2 separate regions of the Homo sapiens genome follow, and region 1 is linked to region 2. A link is an interaction called in ENCODE POLR2A ChIA-PET data of the cell type or tissue named here. Cell type or tissue: PC-9. All regions are shown on one strand. Each heading gives the region's core, and the rest is flanking DNA. Links, peaks and the distances in the headings are about the cores only.

What was found. ChIA-PET counts read pairs that join two places held together with the same protein. Peaks named below come from ENCODE experiments on the same cell type or tissue, not always from the same donor. Only the 100,000 strongest peaks of a DNase experiment are listed, where the experiment ranks them.
Region 1: POLR2A ChIA-PET joins it to region 2 with 5 read pairs; 2 of 35 experiments call an interaction of 5 or more read pairs at or near these places.

The regions. Positions count from the first base shown.
Region 1 is chr2:36,698,758-36,710,447 of GRCh38, reverse strand. All of the region lies in intron 1 of VIT (vitrin), which reads right to left. The region is part of intron 2 of LOC124905990 (a long non-coding RNA gene); the gene reads left to right. Among named protein-coding and RNA genes, the nearest start is that of VIT, 7.9 kb to the right of the region's middle. In PC-9, for the core only: a CTCF peak has its summit at 8,720; a DNase peak (open chromatin) is centred at 8,907; H3K27ac peaks cover 698 bases.
Region 2 is chr2:36,406,628-36,418,317 of GRCh38, reverse strand. All of the region lies in intron 2 of CRIM1 (cysteine rich transmembrane BMP regulator 1), which reads right to left. LOC124905989 (a long non-coding RNA gene) reads left to right here. Exons shown (of 2, transcript XR_007086282.1): 2 at 1-1,971. Among named protein-coding and RNA genes, the nearest start is that of CRIM1, 57 kb to the right of the region's middle. In PC-9, for the core only: no CTCF peak of the experiment used is centred there; no DNase peak of the experiment used is centred there.

The DNA of each region.
Region 1 (11,690 bases), core at 6,514-10,513, 290 kb before region 2:
ATTCATATGCCAAAACTTATCAGACTCTATACTTTAAATATATATATTCTTCATGCCTAGAGAGTAGGAGGCGTTTTCACTAGAACCCACTAACAGTGGTTGTATCAGGGAAAGAGAACTGGGTAAGTGGTGATCAGAGACGGGAAGGAGTCTTACCATTTTGTCCTATTTAAATCTTTACCCTGTGCGTATATGTTAATAAATCCAATATTAATAAAATACAAAAATGAAATAATGAAAAAACTCTTGAAATTGAAAGGGACACTTAAGAAGTATTGTTGTTATCATTATCACTTCCACCACCAAATTTAGCAGTGATTCAATTAACATAAACCAGATAGAGTCTGCAGAGCTTCATTATATGTGGTCTGTTAGGAAGACTTAACATATACAGACAATATTGATCTCAAATGGGAAGCTGCAGCAGTCTCCTAACTCACTCTTGCTCATTGCTCCAGGTCACTCTTTCTTTCAGTTGGAAAGGATCAGCTTCCTAAAGCACAGGTCTGATTGTGCATTCACCTGTTCAGAATTCTTCTTCATAGTCCACTCATTCTCTACAGAATAAAGCTCAAATTCCTTAGTGAGGCATTACAAACTCTTCATGAAATGGCCTGCCTTCCCTTTCAACACCACCTCACTGCAATTCTCCTGAGTAATCCTCTCTTTTGACCCCAGCACACCTGGGCTTTTGGTCTTTTCTCCACACTCTGCATGTCAGTACCTTGGCTCACATTCACATTATTGTTCTATCTGGACTGCTTTACCAACCCTCACCACAAACCCATCCATCTTTCAAGCTTCAGCTCCTGGGCCACCTCTTCTACATAAATCACCCTGATTTCCTAAAACCAAAATTCATCTTCTTTCATGCATCCATTAATCATTAAAAAATAAAAGTATACGTACTATGTGCCAGGCAGAAACAAGATGCAGGTCCTGGCATCAAGTTGTTTTGAGTCTTCCTGCGGGAGACTGGCATGCATGCATCATAACTAACATTTGCTGAACATATACTAAGTGTCAGTAATATATTAACTCATTTAATCTTCACAACAACCCGATGAGGTAGAGACTATTTCTTGCTTTCATTTTAGAGGTAAGGAATTGGAAGCATGCAAAGGTTACGGACTTTCCAAGGCTAGGAAGAAGAGGAGCTGGATTCAAACATTCTGAGTCCAGAAGCTCTGCATTTCTCCCCTTGCCATAGCTGTTTCATAGTACGTGCACTTACTCCATCTTCATTCTAATTTAATTGACCTGAGTTGACATCGATATTGTTTTATTTATTTATTTTTGAGACGGAGTTTCGCTCTGTCACTCAGGCTGGAGTGCAGTGGCGTGATCTGGGCTCACTGCAGCCTCCACCTCTCGGGTTCAAGCGATTCTCCTGCCTCAACCTCCCAAGTAGCTGGGATTACAGGCATCCACCACCATACCTGGCTAATTTTTGTATTTTTAGTAGAGATGAGGTTTCACCATGTTGGTCACGCTCGTCTCGAACTTCTGACTTCAGGTGATCTGCCCGCCTTGGCCTCCCAAAGTGCTGGGATTACAGGTGTGAGTCATTGTGCCTGGCCCAATATTGTTTTAAAGCTTTCCAGGTGACTCTACTGTGCAGACAGCATTGGGAACCTCTGCTGCTAGGGGTGCAGTGATGGCAAAAGGGTGGATGGGCACATACGCCTGAAACGTGGGGACTGGGAGGGGCTCAAATTTCTTTAATTGGCAGGTTGGAAAACAATGAATGAGTGAACAGGAAAGGACAGGACCCAGCGACAGAGGAGCTTCAGAACTGGGAGTTGTTCAGCCAGGCTGGGAGAGGAATCAGACTGTCAGAGAGGGATGAAGGGCCATGTCAGCCTTGAATGTCATGCCTAAAGAATGTGGAACTGATCCTTTAGGCAACAGGGAGACATGGAGGGCTTAAAAATTACTTTTGCATTCATCATTTTTAATAAGCCCCCTAGAGGCTTACTTGAGCCACTCGCTTGGAAAAAAATCTGCCCTAGCAGACATGTAGGATTTATGTAATGTTGGTGTTTGTCTGATCTACAATGCTACATCGGGGAGCACCCAACCATACTCTTTGTCCATGAGGTAGAAAGAGCCAGTATCCATCTGGAAACATTTACGAGTTATAAGAGGCTTGTGCTGTGTTTCCAAAATGCCAAAAATCCCTTGGGGACAGACATCTCTGAATGGGGAGAGGCCACATCTGCAGCCTTGCTTTCTTCATCTCTGCCTGACCGTAAAGCCTCCTCCGCTTGTCAGTGGATGTGGGTTGATCTGGTGAGGACGGGAAAAGGAAGCTGGCACTAGGTGGGCGGGGGGGGGAGGTCCTTTACAATGTGGTGGTGGCCTCTATCTGTACATAAACCTTCATACAGATGTATTCCTCTGGCTGAGGTCTGAAACACTGCATTTCCCGTTGCCACAACACCAGCAGCCACCTTAGGGTCATCACTACAATCCCCCAGGATTCTGTGAAAGAGAGAGAGAGTGCCAGAGGGGACAGTAGTTTTTCTTTCTTTCTTGATTTTTCTTCTCTTCCCAATTCTTCTTTACTTCCCTTTTTTTTTTTTTTCCTAAAGAAATTCTGGCAGAAAATGTGAGCCAAGTAGGTAAGGAAGGCAGGGGAAATTTTGCCTTTTCTCAGTATGGTGGTTCCTAAGAATGCACAAGGCTATTGAAGATGTACTCCGAGTCAGGCTACGTGGACTGGATGGACACTGTTGGTGGCCTACGCAGAGCATCGTTTTCCCCTTCCTCCTTCCTAACAGAATCCCGATTTGGTAAAGGAAATCAGTGCAGCCCGGCCACTGAGAGGAAGCGGGTCCATCCACAGCTCCCGGGCAGATCCCAATTCGAGGCATAAGGCAAGGATGGTTAAACATCCCCGCTTGCTGGCAATTGCTCCAGGCTTGGGCCCATCAGCACCAGGCCCTTGCCAGGTGATTGTACTAGTTACTAGTCCAGGTGGGCTGTGTCCTGGGTTGTAACAGGCAGAATGGAAGGACCTGAAGCCTGTGTTTTTTGGGGAGAGGGTGCCTCTCTTGTTGGAAATGAACAAGGGGGCAGGTTGTTGGGGGTCTGCTGGCTGCCATCTTGTGACCACGAGAAAAGTCCAGCCGAGGAAAATGCTAACTCGAGGGGAGGAGGGCAGCCAGGCAAATCACAGAGAAATGAGTCAGAGCTATGATTTGTCTTGTGCCTGGGGGCTGGGCCTGCCCCTGGACTGTCTGTTATGTGAGATAATACATTTCCCTTTCACTTGGCTGGCAGCTGAAAAATTATTCCTAACTGCTACCTAACTCGCAGTGGCCGTCCATACAGTGGTTTTAACTAGAGAAGGCTATAATAATAGGGGTTTATACCAGAGTCTGCAGAGAGTTTTCTCACTAAACTGTTTTCTCATTTGAACCACCGAAGAGCCCCTTGAGGAGGTGAAATGGACATTATAATTCCTATAATTCAGAGCAGGGAAGTGACTTGGCCAAAGTCACAGAGCCCAGGTCTCCAACTTAATATTGCGCACTTTCTACCCTGCCAACTCCTCACATGGTTGTCACTGTAAGTTTCAAATGATTCTATGATTTGTTCTATAATGCTATAATAAAATAAAAATGCCACTCTTCATTTGCATAGTACTTTTCACTTTTCAAAGCCTGGTTACATCTACAACTGAAGCAGCTCAATTATTATTGTCAGATGCAGAGATGACAGTCACTGAAATGTAAATGACTCAGCTGGTCAAAAGCTTGTGATCTAGCAAAAAAAGAAACTGAAGCCAATTGAGGCCTCCCCTGGGATTTTGGAATCGGGATTCTGAAAGCTTCAAAAGCTGTGAGCGCCAAGTTGCAGGTCATATGGGGCCCTGAATAAGATGTATAAGAGGACGGCAGAGAGAGATGGAGAGAATAAGTGTGTGGCCCTGGGAGGAGCAGGGGGAGAAGATCCCTTCATTTCTCACCACTTTCCAGGTTCTATTTCCAGTCTGAAGAAGGTCCAGCTGGACTCTGTCTCCTGTGCATGATATTGATGTTTTTGAGCCTTTGACTTGAGCCAGTTTAAGTTGGTTTCTGTTTCCTGCAGCTTTAATTAAAACCCTTCTCATATTTATTGTTCTAGTTATGTCCTGTTCCCCTGAAATGATCAGTAGTAAAATGAAAACACTCAAAATGAAAAGGACACATGTGCTTGTCTTTTGGTAGCATCAAAGCAGAAGGTCCCTAGAGAGGCTACGCCAACCCTGAAGCCAAGCTCTGGGAAGAAGTGTGGCAAGAAATCCTGTGAGCTGTCGCAGCCACTGAGAAGGTCCAGGATAATCAGGAAATAAAAAGTGGAAGTGGGTGACCTTGAAACCATGCTGTCAGAATGTTGCTGTAGAGTTTCCTCATATATTTATGACAGTAGTTCACAACCAGAGGTGATTTGGTCCCGCAGGAGACATATAATAGTGTTTGGAGACTTTTTGGGTTGTCGCAACTTTGACAAGAGAGGGGGATGCTGCTGGCACCTAGTGGGTGGAGGCCAGAGTGGAGATACTACTGACCATCCTGCAATGCCCAGGACAGCCTCCACAACAAAGAAGTGCTCAGCCCCACAGGCCAATAGCGCCAGGGCTGAGAAACTGATTTATGAGAATGTTTATTTCTCGATGTATTTATGAGAACGTTATGCTTACTGACATTCCAATCTAGGAACTTCCCATAAATATTCTATGTACTTTTGTGATAACTAGAATGTGTATCCCCTTCTCCAGGATCACCTTTCACCACCAATAGTTAGAGAAAATCCTGCAGCAAAGATGTTTCCTCATGGGCAGTTGGGTGGGGTTTAAGACCTCATCCATGTACACAGCTGATGTATGCCCGTGCCATTAGGTTCGTTGATCCATGTGGCATGTTTCTACATGTCAGAAAACCAAAAAGGGAAAGCCTTTTTTGGTCTTGTGTTTCAGACGGTTATTTTGTACTGTGTTAGGAACCTGACATATGGTAATGCTTACCACATCCACAAAGGCTTCGACCAATGGTGATTTCTAGAGACACTGCAAACAGTAATTACATTTCTGAAGTGGTAGTTTAGATCTTATATTGCCAGTGGGAAAAAATACTAGTTTGCAGGCATGCCCCAAATGAGCTCTAAAGAACCCCTTCCAAGAGTTATTTATCCTGTGTAATGGAAAGGGGCACGAAGATCAGTAAATCTAAAGGAAAGAGGCTAGGACCTCAAAAAGACGAGGTGGGCCATGATTGCTCCTCTTAGTTACCCTGGAAACCGTGAGTGGTTTAAAGATTCTCATGAAGCTTTGGAAGATGAGTTTCTCTCATCACAAACTTCTTTGCCTAATGTGTTTGACACTGTGGATTAGCCTTGCCTCCTCCCCGTTCTTCCCTTTGGGCTTTGAGGTTTGTAGTTGCCAAAGGGCCGTCTACTGTGAATTTGGAGCTGGGTGTTTGGTTCTGCTCAACTATGATCCCTAGAGCCTGGACTAGCCTGAACACTCTGTGCTTTTTGGTCTGCCTTCAATTCTGAAGCACAGCAAAACATTCTCAGGTCCGGCAAAACTTTCCAGCTGAGATAGGAAGGAAGATGAGGGTGCGTCTGCAAGATCCACACCCTCCCCTCTGCTGCTCGGTAGAGAATGGGCTCCTCTCAGATGACAGAGTTCTGAGAGGCAGACATGGGGCTCCCTCTCAGAAGCACATTCTTGAATCCCAGCAACCAGAGACCTGGGTAAAACGGAGGGTGTGGAGGATGGTGTCTGTGGCTCAGGAATTGAGGGCTGTGGAGGATTAAGCCTCAGGAATTTCCAGGGACCAGTAGAAACAGAGTCATTTAGAAGCAGGAGACCCAGCTCTCCAAAGGCAACCACCTAATGTCCTACTTCAGAGGCCTTCCTGGGAACAATCCCTGCTCTGAAGGAGCCCTCAGACTCTCCTGCAGGGCCCCCTGACTATTTTGGCCTGGATATATAGCGGCCTGTTAAATGAGACGGGATTGATCCCTTTGCTCTTCTTCCTGGGAAGTTTTAGAAGTGTAGAGTTCATGCCCATAGTAATAACTATCATTTACTACATGTTTCCTATATGCTGCACATGGTACACAGGTGATTTTACTTAATTGTCATGGTGATCCTATTGGGTAAGGACTATTGCACCCATTCATCAGAGCAGGAAATTGAGACTTAAAGAACTTTAATAAACTGCCCAATCTGGCCAGGAGTGGTGGCTCATGCCTGTAATCCGAGCACTTTGGGAGGCCGAGGTGGGTGGATCACCTGAGGTCAGGACTTCGAGACCAGCCTAGCCAACATGGTGAAACCCCAGCTCTACTAAAAATACAAAAATTAGCCAGGCATGGTGGCGTGCACCTGTAATCCCAGCTACTCCTGAGGCTGAGGCAGGAGAATCAGTCAAACACCGGAAGGCAGAAGTTGTAGTGAGCCGAGATCGTGCCACTGCACTCCAGCCTGGCGACAGAGTGAGTCTCCAAAAAAAAAAAACAAAAACAAAAAACAAACAAAAAAAAACCCCAAACAAACAAACAAAAAAACCTGCCCAAGCTTACAGAATAAATATATAGCAGAACCAGAATTCTATCCCAAACCTCAAACACTGAACTCCATTTAACATCTAATTTTCCCACTGTACAAGATGATTTTATCTTTGTTTTTACCTTGATGCCAATATCCCAGGCTTTTTGAGATACTTGGCTGACAATTGTTAAAACACACACTGTAAAGTACATACCTTCTATAATAAAGTGGTCTTAGTTACAAGGTTAAGTGATTTTTCAAGCGTCATATTTGAGCCTGAACTCACTCACAACTCTGTCTCACACGCAAACGTTATTTAGGGTAAAATGATGCACCAGGCATATTTTTAAGTGTAACCAGGCATAACACACCCATCTAAGTAAACATTTGAGTGTATTGTAATTGACTGTGTAATGGGATGTTAAAATAAGATGATCCTTTGGTCTTAGTTTTGGTTGAGGCCTCAAGACAATAGGTGCCAACCACTTCCATGTTCCAAAGTGGTCTCTTTGAAGCTCCTCTCACTATTGCCTGAAGTGGGCTGGGTGTAGGGGGGTGGGGGTAGGGGAGCCACCTGCTCCTCTTCTGCATCTAGGTAGGGGAAAGAGGAGGGAAAATGCCTATAACTTGTCTTTAAGAAGTTTTTGCTCTCTGATCTCTGACTCCCTCTCTCAGCTTCTGCAACCTCTTGCATGGAGAGGTCATCAGCCAGAGATCTTGGTTCTCAATCAGCTCCTTTGAAAAGAGAGCTTGGATGCCCAGTAACCCAATTTGAAGTGGCTGAGTAGTTGTGTCTCTGGGGCTGATGTCTGCCTCCGTGGACTTGGTGTCTGTCCCATGATTAAGTCCTCTACAGGAGAGGGGAAGAGCTTGTGGCAATCAGAACTCTCTGTGTGACAGAGTCAGCCTGGGGTTGTTTTAGCTCTGGTCTGAGTCAGGTGCATGGAGGGCTGAGGAGCCTAGGCAGAAAGCAGCCAGACAGAGCTTACCAGTTGCCCAAGGGCTGAGGGAGGAACTGTAAACCCCCAGACAGAACGGATTTATTTCAAAACATCCAGGGAACTACAGGTGAGGAATCCCCAACGCAGTAGGGGAGGGTATCTTCACAGCACCCATAGACATGCCCTATGGGAACAAGAAGCAGCTGTAAACCCCTGTGAAGCTCAGGGAACCTGGATGCTGGCTCACAACAGTACCAACTAGTGAGGCCTGTCCCTGCCTCTCACCTTTCCTCCCTGTACCCACTTCAACTCTGGACACGAAGAGACTACCGTTGGTGGCCAAGGGGAAGAGAGGTAAAGGCGCAAGGCAGAGAAAGAAAATTCAATCATGCCCCCTTTCCACTGCAGAAAGCAAGCCTGGATGTGGAGGATGAGACTTTAAGCTTGAATATCATCTTTACGTTTTTAAGGATCACGTAGTATTACATACATGTTAATGACTGAATTAAGATTGTTTGGGAGTGGAATATGAACAGGGTCTTTTTTAAAAAAAAAAATCCTCTGAGCTTGGCCTGACAGATTTCATCCAGAGCAGAGGCAAGAACTGCCCCCTAGTGTGTGAGTGAGCGGTAGGCGGTGTCTGGGGGAAATTGAGGCATGTGAGGATGGCACGCTCTGTGTCTGCTTGTCCAAAGCGCACCCTTGGGCTTCCCTTTCCTGCTCCTTCAGCTTGCTGCAGACACACTGGCCTCCCAAGCATGGTTCCACTCAGGGCTGTTTCATTTGCTTTTCCCTCTGCCTGGAATGCTCTTCCCTGAGGGACCCACATAGGTTGCCTCCTGGCTTCCTTCATCTCTCTGTTTAACATTCACTAAATCATGCAATGCAAATCATCACCCTGACTGCTCTCTGCATCCTACTTTGCTACTTACATTTTTCACAGCCCATTATCACCACCAGGCCTCTTACTGTATTTGTTTATTATGTGCCCCCAGATTGAGAAAATGGAAATGTTTTTGTTCACTCTTCTTCCCAAGAACATGGGATTGGGAATAGCACATGGAGGTGGCCCAAAAAATATTTGCTCCTGCTGTTGTTGAATGTTATCTCTCTTCCCCTGAATTCTTTTTGCCTTTTGGAGTGCAGATTTACTCACTATGGTGTATAAACACGGCCAGTCTGGGCAAGTTAACTTGCACCTTTATGTCCAAAGCATGTTTTCTCTGTCTGGAACAAAAAGAAGCCTGGTGAAGGGAATTCACATAGCATTAAGGTGCCAGTGACCTGATCCCTTGGAAACTAGATGTAAGGTTCCCCCGAGGGCATAGGTATATTTTTTTCTTTTTGAATAAGAGAAGAAAGAATGTAGAAACAGAATGCCTTCTCACTATAGCCTGAAGGGCAGTTTTTATGAATTTTACCACACGTCCACACAGAAGTTTAGCCTTTCTCGAACTGAAGGAAAGAATTTGAGAAATGTTTACTAGAGTCTTGTCAATGTAGAGACCCTTATCAGGGAAAGTGATTTGCTGAAGTAGTTTGAGTCATAAGGAAGCATGATTCTTTCTGCGACAAGCTGCTGAGTTAACCTTCCAGTGAAGATAAAGGAAAGGTTTTGGAGACTGGCTACACAGAGGGTTTCATGATGGAGGCTCCTCAGTGTTCCCTCCACTCGCACCACCTAACTCCCCCTAGTCAGCTTTTCCCCATCCACCCAAAAAGGAGATTATCCAAGAATGACAGAAATAAAAGCCCTCTTCTCCTGACAAAACTTCCCCTGTGAGTTCCTTGCCTCCACGCCTCTCCACTGTTATTACTACGGTGTCTCTACCTGCAAGGAGGTACATTTTTTTTTTTAAAGAAATTTCACTTGGCTTGATAATTATGTTTTCAGGGATGGCAAAGACTAATTTGGTGCTGTCACAGAAAAACCAGGACCATGTGTAATTGTTGCCTGGCAGGTTAAGAGTATGACTTTGGAAGTAGACCTCTTGGATTTGAAGCTGAGCTCCATCCCTTACTAGCTGTGTGGCTTCGGACAACTTACACAACTTATCAGTGCCTTCGTTTTTTTCATCTGTATAATGGTGATGGTAAAAGCCCACCTCATATGTTTGCTGTTAGGGTTAAATGAATTGATATATGAAAAGGGCTTGAACAGTGGGTGGCACATAAGAATAGCTCTGGAAGTGTTAGCAGTTATTATTATTATTATTATTATTTAATTGAGATAGGGTCTTGCTGTGTCACCCAGGCTGGAGTGCATGATCATAGCTCATTGCAACCTCGAATGCCTGGGCTCAAGTTATCTTCCTGCCTCAGCCTCTTTAGTAGCTGGTACTACAGGCGAGCACAGCCATGCCTGGCTAATTTTTTAATTTTTAGTAGGGACAAGGTCTCACTATGTTGCCTGGGCTGGTCTCAAACTCCTGGCCTCAGGCAATTCTCCTGCCTCAGCCACCCAAAGTGTTGGATTCACAGGTATGAGCCACCACACCTGTCCTATTATTATTGTTGTTGTTGTTGGGGTGATGGTTAATCATTATAACATCGCCACCACCACCGCCACCATCATCATCATCACCACCAACATCTTGCAAAATGCTATGTGTGTTTGAGGGCCAGGATTTTCACTGTCTTCTGCAAACCACAGGGAGATACATTTTAAGACAGTGAGAGGGAGACCTTTTGAGGTTTCTCAGATTACGACCATCACAGAAGTTGCCTCTCTTATTTATTATTTGTTGATTGACTAGCTCAGATTCCCTGGATAAAGAGATGGCAACTAGTTTCTAATGATTATATTAATATCACATAATTCCATGAATCTATTTGCTAAATGTATCCGATGAGTTAATGTGTAAAAGTTTGAAGATTATTACAAATGGTATGTTTCACAGCTTATCTGATTTCTTTATTATAGTCACATATAATTAAAAAAAATTAACTAACATTTGGCACTGATCAAACCTCTTTGCCACAGCTCTGTGGGGTAGGCAGTAGTAATAGACCCATTTTATAGATGAGAAAACTGAGGCCAAGAGACTTTAAGTAACTTGCCAAAGTTAACACATTGAAAAAGTAACAGCTTTCCGCCTAACACCCACATGACCCATAGCACAGGAAGGTCCATTTTTGCCTTGACCTCGCATGTAAGGCTTTAAATTAAGGCATTTGACATTCTTTCCGAATGGGGTTATATTGACAGTCACAGAAATACAGCAGAAAGCTGAAAAAAGTCTTTCATACAACTTGGACCCACAGTCTCCAGTACACTATGTATATGTGTGTGCATATCTATCTATCTATCTATCTATCTATCTATCTATCTATCTACCTATATATCTATCTATATCTATATCTATATCTATATCTATAATCTCCTCTAATCATCTTCTGAAGAATATGGAGACATCTATATATATGTGTGTGTATATATATATATAACCCCCTCTAATTGTCTTGTGAAGAATATAATTATGTCAAATTTCATTTTTGTATACATGTAAGTCTCTGGTTAGGTAAACATGCATATTTAAAATATACCATAATTTTCATAGCACTATTTCGATACTTCTTCATTTAGCAATGTACAGAGAGTCTCAACAGTGAAATTTTCCTGGCCACATTTTGACACTGGAGAGGTCCCAGTGCATAGAACCATAGGATTGAGAGGGAAGCTTAGAGACTATCTTGTGTAACTTCTTCATTTCGTATGTGATGAAATAGAGATGGAGACATTGAGTAACCTCTCCAGTGCACCATGGCTAAATGCCCTTCTACTGACAGACAGGCCCATTGTGTTCTGTCTTGTCCCCACTGCTGCTGATGCTTGGCTCACACCTCCAAGTGTTAGCAAGGAGAGGGGAAGTTGCACATGTGGACACAGCATCATGGGAACATGTTGGGGGCCATGAAGTTTTTATTATATAAATGCTTTCTAAAGTAATCTTTTTTTTTTTAATATGTGGGGAATAAAAGATTACATTTCTTTTCTTTTCTTTTCTTTTCTTTTTTTTGAGACCAGGTCTCACTTTGTTGCCCAGGCTGGAGTGTAGTGGCGTGATCTCAGCTCACTGCAACCTCTGCCTCCCAGGTTCAAGTGATTCTCCTGCCTCAGCCTCCCGAGTAGCTGGGATTACAGGCACCCGCCATCATGCCTGGCTAATTTTTGTATTTTTGGTAGAGATGGGGTTTCACCATGT
Region 2 (11,690 bases), core at 3,669-7,668:
CAAACAATAAAAAGAGCTCAAACATGAAAAGTGAGAGAGGCAGGACTCAAAGAAGAGTCTGTCGTGTTACCTGGGGCCTTGCACTCCTGCACTGTGCCTTGAATTTCTCCCTCTCTGCTGGCTCTATTTATAAACATGCTACATTTCTAAAATTCAGGAAGTAAACACTCCTCCTTGAGCTCTTACTTTACCTTCAGGCTACAATTCTAACCTGCACCTGTTCCCTTAGTCCCAACTTCTTGAAAGCATAGTCAGTGCTCATTTAGGTGCAATGTGCCTGCCACCCAGTGCTGCACAGAAGATCGGCATGCACAATTCTCCTCCACCCACCACCACCATCACCTCCTTGGTCTAGGAAGCCCTCCTGCCTTTCTTCTCCATTTACTGAAATCCTGTTCATCCTTCAATGTTCACAGAAAATGCCACAATTTCTGATTTTCCTAGTCAGAATATAACTCCTTTCTCAGTAATCCTGTGCATTTTTCTCGTACCTGTAAATTATGAAAGTACTTATTTCATTCTACTTTCTATTCTAGTGAGTGGTGTTCATGCCTGTCTCCCCAAGAAAACTGGAAGCCTCTTGAGTTCGGGCCGTACCTTATTTATCACTCAAATGCTCACTGCATTTAAACCTTCTTTGGTTAGAGTTTAACTGACACCAATTTATTCTGGATCTTCATATTATTGTTTTTAAGATCTCAGAGATGCAGTGGAGATAGGTCTTTAGCTTTGAAGATCCTACAAGGATCCCAAACTCCAAACACTCAGATAACAGACCCCTGAAATGAAATAGATTGAGTCTAGAATAAGGAAGAAAGGTAAGAGAAAGGTAACAGAAATTGAACGTATACAATCTGCTATGACAGTATTTCATATTTCAGGCCCCAAATACTGCCATGAACCACCTTAGCTTTGTTAAATTGGTAAACAGGTGAGTAAAAAATTGAAATATGTTAATATTGCTGGAAACAGGCCAATAAACAAAGCTATTTCAGTGTAAAGGGGAAAATGCAATAGCTGAGAGGAAAGAAAGGCAAACAGAAAACAGAAGAGGTATGGTGGGCGAGACAGTAGGGGAAGAGAGAAGAGGGGTGAAGAAAAGGATGTCAGAAAAAGTTACAAAGCATTTAATCACCACAGACACAGGAGCTAAGTGGTCTGGACAAAAAGACAAAAGAATAAGGGAAGGACTGCAACATCTGCACCATGCAGAATGACAGCCTTCTGAAGAGGACAGAGTCCAATGGGAGTGGCGGGATTCTGGGTGGACGGTGCCACGTCTGTTACCTGCTGAAACATCTAAACTGACCTGGATGCTCTTCCCACCCCTCTGCTTCCCCGTCCAACACCTCCAACATGCTGAGGAGCAGAATCAGAAACAGAGCCCTGGCAATGGCTTCAGCTGCACAGCTGGTCATGCTCTGAAGCCAGGACAGACTGGGCTCAGGAAAGAGGCTGTTCGACTACAGAACAGATTCTCCCATTAATCAGGAAAGCTCATGGGAGGAAGAATTGGAGCCAGTCAGCTACTGGTCTGGATATGGCTAATAATTTCTGTCTTTGGTTTCTGGAGGAACTGTGCCAGGGTTTCTTCCAACTGCACACAGCAAATATGACTTTCCTTCTGTATCTGAAAAACTGGCAGCAAAAACACTGAAAAGAAATGGGACTATGGCCAAAAGGATAAGCTTAAATGAAATTAGGCGTAAACTAAAATCAAATGACAGGTCAAAAAATACTAAACCTGTGATGTCTCTTCCTTTCAGAAGACAAACGCAGTGTTGTAGTAGGAGTTACATCTTGTTTTCTAAATTCTGAATGTGTTTTATACTTACAGATACTTTCTGATAATCTGTTCACAGCACCTTTATTGATTGTTTTCAATCAAGGAACCGGTCATTCTAGTCTTAACTTCACATGCTACCTCTCTCCTCACAAGCTTGCAATGGCAATAAAGTTCCCATTCTTTTAGCATATCATGAAAGTTATCTTTTATAATTTAGGTTCCTCAATGGCAATAAAGTCCCATTTTTTAGCATATCATGAAAGTTATCTTTTATAATTTAGTTCCATAGTTCCAATCCATTATTATTATTATTATTATTATTTTGAGACAAAATCCCACCCTATCACCCAGACTGGAGTGCAGTGGCACGATCTCTGCTCACTGTAACCTCCACCTCCCAGGTTCAAGTGATTCTCCTGCCTCAGCCTCCTGAGTAGCTGGGATTACAGGCACACCCTACCATGCCAAGCTAATTTTTATATTTTTAGTAGAGACAGGGTTTCACCATGTTGCCCTGGCTGGTCTTGAACTCCTGACCTTAAGTGATCCGCGTGCCTTGGCCCCCCAAAGTGCTGGGATTACAGGCGTGAGCCACTGTGCCCAGCCCCAATCCATTATTTTTTTAAATCATCAGACACTCATTAACTATCCCCTAGATGCCAGGCACCGTCCCTGCTTTCAGAGGATATTGGCAGGCACACAGGAAAATAAAATGTGGTATGATAAGCACACAGACATAGACTAAGTATAATAAGGTCCTACCACATAAGTCCTCAGTTAGGGGATGGAGGAAGAATGATTTAAATGGTATGGGCTTCTCCACATGCTCTGGAGTGTGCATGAGATATGACACTCACAATCTTTCATTTCCCCCAGCTAGCCTTGGTTCCACCGGGATTCTAGTGTGACGATAATCATGCCTGAAATAGTAGATGCATGTAGTGAAAAACTTACAGAAAGAATCTATGAACAATTTTAAAGGGAAGCCAAACAAATTGGGATATGGGTTGTGTTGACATCCCTGGGGAAGAAACAAAAGCCTTCTCCAAAGGTCAGAGAAACAGCCTACAGAAGAGACAGAGGATTAGATAAAACAGCACAAGACAAAGCTGAAGAGCTGTAACCAAGAGCTACCAAGGTGGAATTTTCACAATTTTACTGATGTGTTCCAGGTAGTGAAACACTCTAATGACTTGATTTCCAAATAGCATCACCACACGAAGAAAAGGACTCAGAATCACTTCTGCCTCCAGTATACTCTCAGTTTCTCAAGCAGGTAATTTTGACTCCCCTTAGTTTTTGCCCAGTCTTACCCATCTTAGGAAATGGTACCAACTGCTCAAGCCAGAACCCTGGGGTCACTCTGAAGTCTACCCCCAACCTCACCCCCAAATCCAACCTAATTGAGCCCTTTTAACTGTATTTCCAAATGGAACAGAGAATCTATCCAACTCCTCTGCTAGCACCCTGGTCCAGCCACATAGCAGTCTCCTGGCTGGGCTCTTCTTCAGTGGCCTAAATAATGTTTCTGATTCTACTCTAGCTTCCCGCTACAATCCATTTTCCACATGGCAGCCACAGTTGATCTTAAAAAGGGCATCCTCTCATCTCCATCTGAAGCTTCAAACTCTTTCATGGATTCCTATTATACTTAGAATAAAATCCAAACTCCTTACCATGTTGTCTGTGTAACTGAGCCCTTCCCTGCCTCTCCAGCTTCCTCTTCTGCCACTCTCCCCAACACTCACTCAATACACTACAGCCACATCACAACTTTAAGTCCCTCGGGACACAAAACTCTTTCTCCCATACTGGGGTCACTGAACATGGGCAAGTTCACTCTGTCTAGAATGTTCTTCCACGAGCTCTTTGCACAGCCAGCTCCTTCTTACCTTTCAGTCCAACTTAAAACATCAGCTCTTCAGAGGAGAGACTTTCTCAAGCTATCCTATCTCAGTCTCAGTACCCTGTACGTCAACAGCAATCACATAATTTTATTTTTGCCACTTAAGACTGAAAGCTCGGGGGGGGACTAGAACCTTATCTGTCTTGTTTGCCCTGAATCTAGCACAGTGTCTGAACAGAGCAGGCGCTCAATAAATATTTGTTGAATGAATGAATGAATAACAGATTAAGGAAAACTAAGTAGGCATTTGCTAAGGGCTGATAACTACCCTATCCAATGTAACTCTACAGAATAAACATATAAACTTCAGACAAAACAAGCTTTTGTGTGTCATTTAACTTTTAGGCTGCTTTTGAGAGCTGCATTTAATTTTAAGGCTATAAGGATTTGTATATAACAGCACTGCTTCCTAATATTTCCATGTCAGAACCAGACAAATGGCCCACAATCACCGGTAAGATGAGAGCAGAGATGCCAAAGCATGAAGGCCTTCAGCAGTGAGAAAGGCATATGGTACCCAACTGAATTCCCATTAAAAAAGGTGCATTAGGGTGTGCTGCTATTATTCAGTCTCAGGAGAAGCTCATACACAGAAACCTATTGGATGTAAAGCAGGGAAAACACAAATATATGAAGATGTCTCCAGCATACTGTTATGATGTATATTTTTTAATTAATGGAAAATCGGATCTCACCGTTTCATTCTGCAAAGCTTAAAAGTGACCTTTTGCTAATGATAAATGACAATATGGTTGACATATGAATAGGGCTGAAATAGAGCACCCCCATCCAAATACATACACTTTACAAGTGTATGTAATGAAACTAGGTTCTCTTTTCAGCTGTAGAAGAAACATCTTTAGCCAGCTGAAAATTCAGATGAAAATCCAAAAACTGCAAAGATGAAAGAATTGGAACACGGTGACTAAGCCAATGAGCTCAAAATAAGAGATCGCTGACTGCATTTTTAGTACATATCCATTGATACGCACGTGTGTAGGTATCTAATTTTATACGCAATTTGTATTTGTGTGGGATTCTGTTTGTCTGCTTGTTGGTTCTGGGCTCTCTCTGAAACAACAAGCCATTCAATTAGGCTCTGCCGTGGAGCACAGAGAAGAAACATATTGCTTTTGGCCTCACAACCGTCCTTTCCCGCTTGTGTGAAAAGCCTGTGTTGACTGTACTGTGAAAAAAATTAAAGGACAGAAAAGCCCTACTGTTGTAACTATGCCAAAAAAGTATAAAGAAACAAACCCAGATGCTAGAATTTGAGGCATTTCCTCTGCTATGAGACTATGTCCTTTAACTGAAGGTCAAAGGAACATTAAAGGGCTTACATATTTCAAAGTGGTAAGTGGATGTTTTTTGTGGCCCTCTCACTTTATGCATGCAGGTGACATACATTTCACTGACATTTAACAAGCAGAATTTATTCAGCAGCATTCAAGGAAAATCCTGGTATCGCTTTCAAACATGATTTATTTATATTTCTAGCGCTTTATATTAATACAGATTGGTTCATTTTCCTGACAGCCTGAGTCCCTCCCAAATGCCAGTAAGTGAATAAAGTCATTCGTAAGCCCATTTCACATTTACTACCTACCTCAATGTGTCTAGGTGTTGTAATTTTATAACCTTTTTCCTGGGGATATTCATTTATTTTTGATGCTGCAGATAATAGTAACTAATGTGAGATATACTCATTTTACTTCTCTTCTTAGGAAGTACTTCACATAAGATTTAAAAGATCTGAAATGTCTTCTCTGGTAATAGAAAACAACAGTACCTCAGCTCATGGGAAATATAACAAAATCAATCATGTTACATTATGTTAAGCAAACATATATCAAATGGGCCACCATTTGTATACCAAATTTAAGATATCAAAGATATATAAATTTAAGATGTATAAAATTTTGTATATCAAATTTAACATATAGCAAATGGGCCACTATTTAAAATTCATTTGTTTTAAATATGTCTTAAAAACTTTGATATGAGTCATATGGCAAAAATCTTGATACAAAGGTTAGTATGACTGAGGAATACACAAATAATACAAATCCATGAAGCATCAAAGTCAGTATATGATTTAAAAATCCCTCTGAACTGAACAGTGACAGAACTGTCAGATGTGGCAAATATTTCAATAAAGAGAGCAGTAAAATACAGCCAAGAATTCCCACTGCCAATCTCTCGATGGCCAAATATGGAGGCTTCTCCAAAACACAATTTCACTTGGGCTGGGCAAGAATGGGTTAAACGCAGAAATCTGGTGACTTCCATTCTATGTCGATCTTTACCTTTGTCCTCGGTATTCCGTGCGCCCCCCACCCCCTGCGCCCCCATTTGTAGAAAACTGAAACTGCAAGTTAACAGCTACTCCCCTTTTGCTTACTGGAGTTCTTGGTTATTTACTGAGAATGTTTCAAATAATTCTGTTGGGCGTCATCACAGTTACTAGTGGACATACCATCTAATCATGACCCGTAGCAGCTCTGGTCTACCTAAAGGGAGTCAAGCTTTCTGACTTGTTGCTTTAGAAATGTCAACAAAAGGAAGACAGTTTTCGACTTTATCTCTCATATTTCCTTTGAATTCAATAGGGTCAGCTTCACTAGTGTGCGGGAAGCAGATAGACAACACAATTTAATTGCAAAGTTGGGTGTGGTTGTTATAGTGATAAGGGAAATGAAAATGGAAGCAGTTTGAATAATATTTATTTCAGGAGTCATAGCTTATCCTCTATAAGCTATTTACAAAGTGCATAATATTACATCGATTCTTAGAAACGAACCACTGGAATGTATCTCACGGGTTAAGAGTCTATAACTAATGTGCACCATTAAGGAAGACCAAAATTCTCAGGAAACACTTAACCAGAGAATGTAACACTATTATCGGCACTGTCACATTTAATAGCACACAGGTAACTGTACACACACACACACACACACACAAAGAATAAGATAAAAATAATCACATGGTTGCACTTATTTCCACATATTACCTATGATATCATCATGGATGTATATGTGCTTATATACATGTAGCTATATAAATTCATACATGCACATGGGACATATTTGTATACAATGTTCTTCCGGCACATAAAGTACAAAAAATACAAGTGACATGCATAATTTTTTTCAGAAAATGCATTATTTCCTATGCATATGAACACAGACTATTTATTATAAATCCATACAGAATACACTCTCCTGACTAAAGAGGTTTAGTTCTTGATATATCAAAAGGACCCCCAAGGGCAACATTATAATAAGACCTGTACCTAGACAGACATGAAGCCAGGCTGAGAGGCATGAAAGAATATATACACAACATTTTTGGGAGTTCCATGCTGCAATGAAGTGTTAACACCACATAATAATTGTATTTGAAAAATTCCAGATGAAACAGAAATAAGTTAGGTCTCAATCAGAAGGCAATCTGAAGGTCCTATTGTAATTAGCAATCAAAATGCCAAAGGGCACCAAGAACATGTAAGTGGAATAGTATTTTCTTTTTAGTACCACAGAGATAAATGTCACTTTAGATGTTATATGCAAGATATTTATTTAGGCAGTTTAGAACCCTGACTAGTACCCAGATCTGCGTCAGACACGACTGAGAATATGAGAATTTGTTTCATGCCTTAAAAAAGTCAGCAAGCAAGGTCCTCTGAGGTCAGAGCAGGACCACCATGGAACAAGTCCCAAGTTCCCTCCTCAATGTGGCTTCAAGGATACTTGCAGACGCCACGTTAATGCACCCTGCCATGAACTCAAACACTGAAACAAGTGTCTTTTCATGTACACTGTTGCAAAACCACAACTCTGATATTTATAAAAGGTCTGTGAGGCAGATTGGACTTTTTTTTTTTCCAAAGCAGCAGGAAGAGTAAATAACAATATTTAATAGAATATAGATACATAAACAAGATCAGAATGTGTTTTAGGAATCTTTAAAGTGTCCTTCTGTTAGAGGATAACCAGTGTTTTCACCTATCTTTGTATTTTCAGGACTTTTCCTCTTAATAACAGAACATGGGCACACATTTTAAAGAGAAAAAAAAAATCCACTTTCTAAACTGGGTGAAAAGACAAAAAAAGAAAACCCTGACAAGGACAAGATACAATAGTAGCTCATTTTACTTATATAAACAGCTTTCCTCTATGTCTGTAAAACTTGGATTTTATCTGCAGACAAATAAATGGATATATTAAGAAAAAGACACAGCAATTTTTTAACATTATTAAATTCCTGTATTGTTCTTTTGTTATTGGAACAGGAAAAGAAAGGCTACTGATAAGGATAAAGCACTTCATTTGCTTTTCGGGAAATTGAAAAAAAAATCCCAGTGACAGAGAAAAGAATAATGAAGTGTAGGAAAACTAGGAAGTTGTCAACCAGAAACAAAAAAAACACATCCTCGATTTAGAGGGACATTCCAGTTCCTTAAAAACTCACACAGACATTAATTCATGTTAATTCCTTCCCTTTTCCAACTTTACAGGCACCACTTACTGCTGTCACCTCCTCCTGATGCAGAAAACACTTAGCAAGAGAAACCACGAATCAAAAGCAGGAAGGCACACTGTAAGAGTATATCCCTACCTTTGCATGTATCATCAACCAATGGGAATCCATTATTCTTATCTTAGAGCGTATGCACCATTAAAAGAATGGTCTCATAGCTTTTGAAACAAATTATTCAAATGCCCCAGAACAGTATGCTTAGTGAAGGTCAATATGAACTAGGGAATGAGTCAAATTTTATTATTAGAATGCTTCTTTAAAAAAACTCAAATATTTAATTTTAGTGCTCCTAAATACCTTTCTTAAGTTACACATTTCACAAAGAACAAAGAAGTGCCAATTCTAGAAGTAAACATATGTGTCTATAAATCACAAAGTAGCTTTTAAACTGATTAAAGTTAGCTTTGATTCTTGTTTATCAATGTCTTCTAGAATGTCTACCGGGCATAACACTATTCAGACTGGGTATGGCTGCTCTACCCTCATTATAACTCCTTGTGTCTATGATCTCTCCCACTAGACTTCTTAGGGCGAGGTCCTTTCCATATTCATCTCAAATGCCCCTATGCAATGGGCCAGCCCCAGGACAATCCTCCCCAAGTGAGCAGGGCTCAGTCAGGAAGGGGTATCATTGACTGCAGAAATCCTTGCTCCTTCTTTCTGGATTGAATTCAATATGAATTTCACAATTAAGATTAAAATGTGGGGATGCTGGCAGAGGTAACACTCTAGGGTACAACCAATCAAAAAGGGTAAATTTAAATTTAAAATTTTTCCTAGATTATAGTTACTGGTGGAAACGAGAGAAAGATGATGCTGGGCTTCTGAGGTGGAAAAAAACTAAAAGAATAGGGAGGGCATAGTGGGAAAAAGACAAATTTGGCAATCTTTACAATTTTCATGTAAGGTTAGCTCTATTAACCTTCAACAAGAACTGGAGGAAAGTAGGGCTTTGCTTAGTGGTATATTTTTACGTATGATGGTATGCATTCAGCCCTGCTTCCTCCCATTAGCAAATTATTTTCTTTTTTAATTAAAACTCTCTTTATTTAAAAGAGCTTTTTTTTTTTCCCCTCTGAGGATCTCTTAATCAAGATACTAGTAAATATATAATACTGGCAAGACAGGAGAGTAGAAAAAACACAGTGTCTAATAGAGATTCCTTACCTATAGTGATAAAATTATAAGAACATTTGAAATGATCACTTTTTTGACTGTCTGTGAGTTTATGCTAAAGTGGTTATGCTCCCAGACTCTTTCTTGAACTTCCCTTGCACAGACTTTTTTTTTTTCTTCTCATAAGCAGGATATAAACTGTCCAGCTTGGTTGAGTTGTCCAAAATCCCAGATCATGGTCTTGGAATACTAATTACACTAACTAACGAGGTTTTAATTGCCTGACAGCTCCTGCTTATGCAAACCCTCTGGTTGATGGAGACAAGCCTGGGGCTGCAGCTCCGCTCTGCAGGAGGCGGAGAACCCCTGTGGACACAGAAGGGACAGCTCCAGCTCCCCTTAGAGGGAAGGGAGCTCTGCCATGGGGAGTGGTCTCCACTCACAGCATCCTTTGCCAGCAGCTCAGAAGGCCTCCCGGGCTGGGATTCCAGATCCTTTCTCATGTCAGGAAAAACCTTTGTGGGGGCCAGGGCTTAGCCGGACACAGCTGGGCAAAGCAGCAACTCAGCAGCTCTGTGTTACAGAGCACACGCCGAGCCCTGGGAAAAACTGAGAGGTCACCTACAGCCAAGTCAGAAACCACAAACACGCGCAGGAGTGCTCAGGGCTACCCCAGCAGTGAACATGTCACCCTGCTAAGGTCAGTCATTAGACCAACATTTTTTAGGCATCCTGGGTTGGTGAAGTTTTAGGCACGGCCCTCAAGAACACCATTTATCTGGCTCAACCTGTCAGGTTGTTTTTGTCCTTGCAATATTAACAATAAGTCTCTTTTAAAAACACATAGTAAGTACATTCTATTTAATCCTGAAATAAAGCCCAGATGTAGCAAAACCTGCTCACCTACAACTTCTGGTGCTCCTTTAACCAACCTGGGATTAGGTATGGAAAGAGGACAGAAAAGTGCTTGAACTAGGCACATCTTTGGACAGAAGAGATGGCTTCAAAGCTCAGAGTTAAGAGTTAAAGCAAAGAAGAAGGTGAAAAAAAATCCATGAATGAATGGTATAGAACATTATTATGCTGTTTACAGATGACTGTATAGAAAGTATCACTCTAAATGTCAACTGGAAAATTTGTTTTTTATACCAATCCTTTTTGTAACCTAATGTGTAGGAATAAAGAGGCTCCTTTACACTCACACTCCTGTTGGTAACTGGACATAAGATATTTAATCGTGACTTCCTTTTTTTTTTTTTTTTTTGACGGGCACAAGAAATCACAACAACCAGAAGGTCGCTGTATGACTTCCAACAGTTAAAATGCAGGTATAATTATTCAACCAACAACTGCTCCTCTCCAACTGGTCTCAGGCCAAGTTCCCTGAGTTTCCTGTTTTTATTTCCCAGATAATTTGAAACTGGTTTCTGCCTTTTGGTAACCCTTTTATTTTCCTGGTACCAGTTATCAAGACATCAGAACAACGATTTAAAACATGTTTCTAAGGACAATTCTCCCCAAAATTTGTATCTGTAACAAAAAATTTTTAAATATTAACTGTCAACGTAAATAAAAGTACACTACTTACAAAAATATGTAACTTTGTCTACACTTTCTTTCCCAATGACATCGCTAGAATTTAAAATGAAACACATGTACTTGTATTTTAAAGTCACTTTACATATCTGTGTTTACAGATATACATATACATACACACGAATATGTATATGTGTGTGTGCTTCTGTATATATGCTCCAAAAAAGAAAAGACAAAGAATATTGTCAATTTGTGATTGTCTTTACAAACAGAGTGGGATAAAATTTAAAGTTGCATAATGGTCTTACTGCCTTATAAACAAGTACCTTTGATGGCACTTGGGAAGCTAAAGGAAAAATCAGCTGGGACCTTGATGATAATGAGATCCCTGACCCACGCAGAAGGTGAGGTTAAACGTGTTTTCCTTTGGTCAAGGGAAGGGAATTCCAGATCCTCTGCTCATGTCAGGAAAAACCTTCGAGGGGGCCAGGACTTAGTGTTTCTAAACTTGATAAGCAGTGTTAACTGGATTCCTCTAAAATAAACTTTTTAAACAAATTATATGAGCTAAAGCAACACATTCACAAGCATAATACCACTTTCAGATGTAACTAGCCTAAGAAAACTAGAATCTATGATGAGTAAGTTTGATGAAGCAGCTGTGTAACTTAAAATTTAGGAATCTGTACACATGAAAGTCCTGAAGCAAAGAGGGCATGGCCCTTGCAATACAGAATGCTTGGTTTCAGGACGAGTAAGAGAATCAGTTTGAGAGGTTATCTTTTTTTGTTTTTTTTTGGGGGG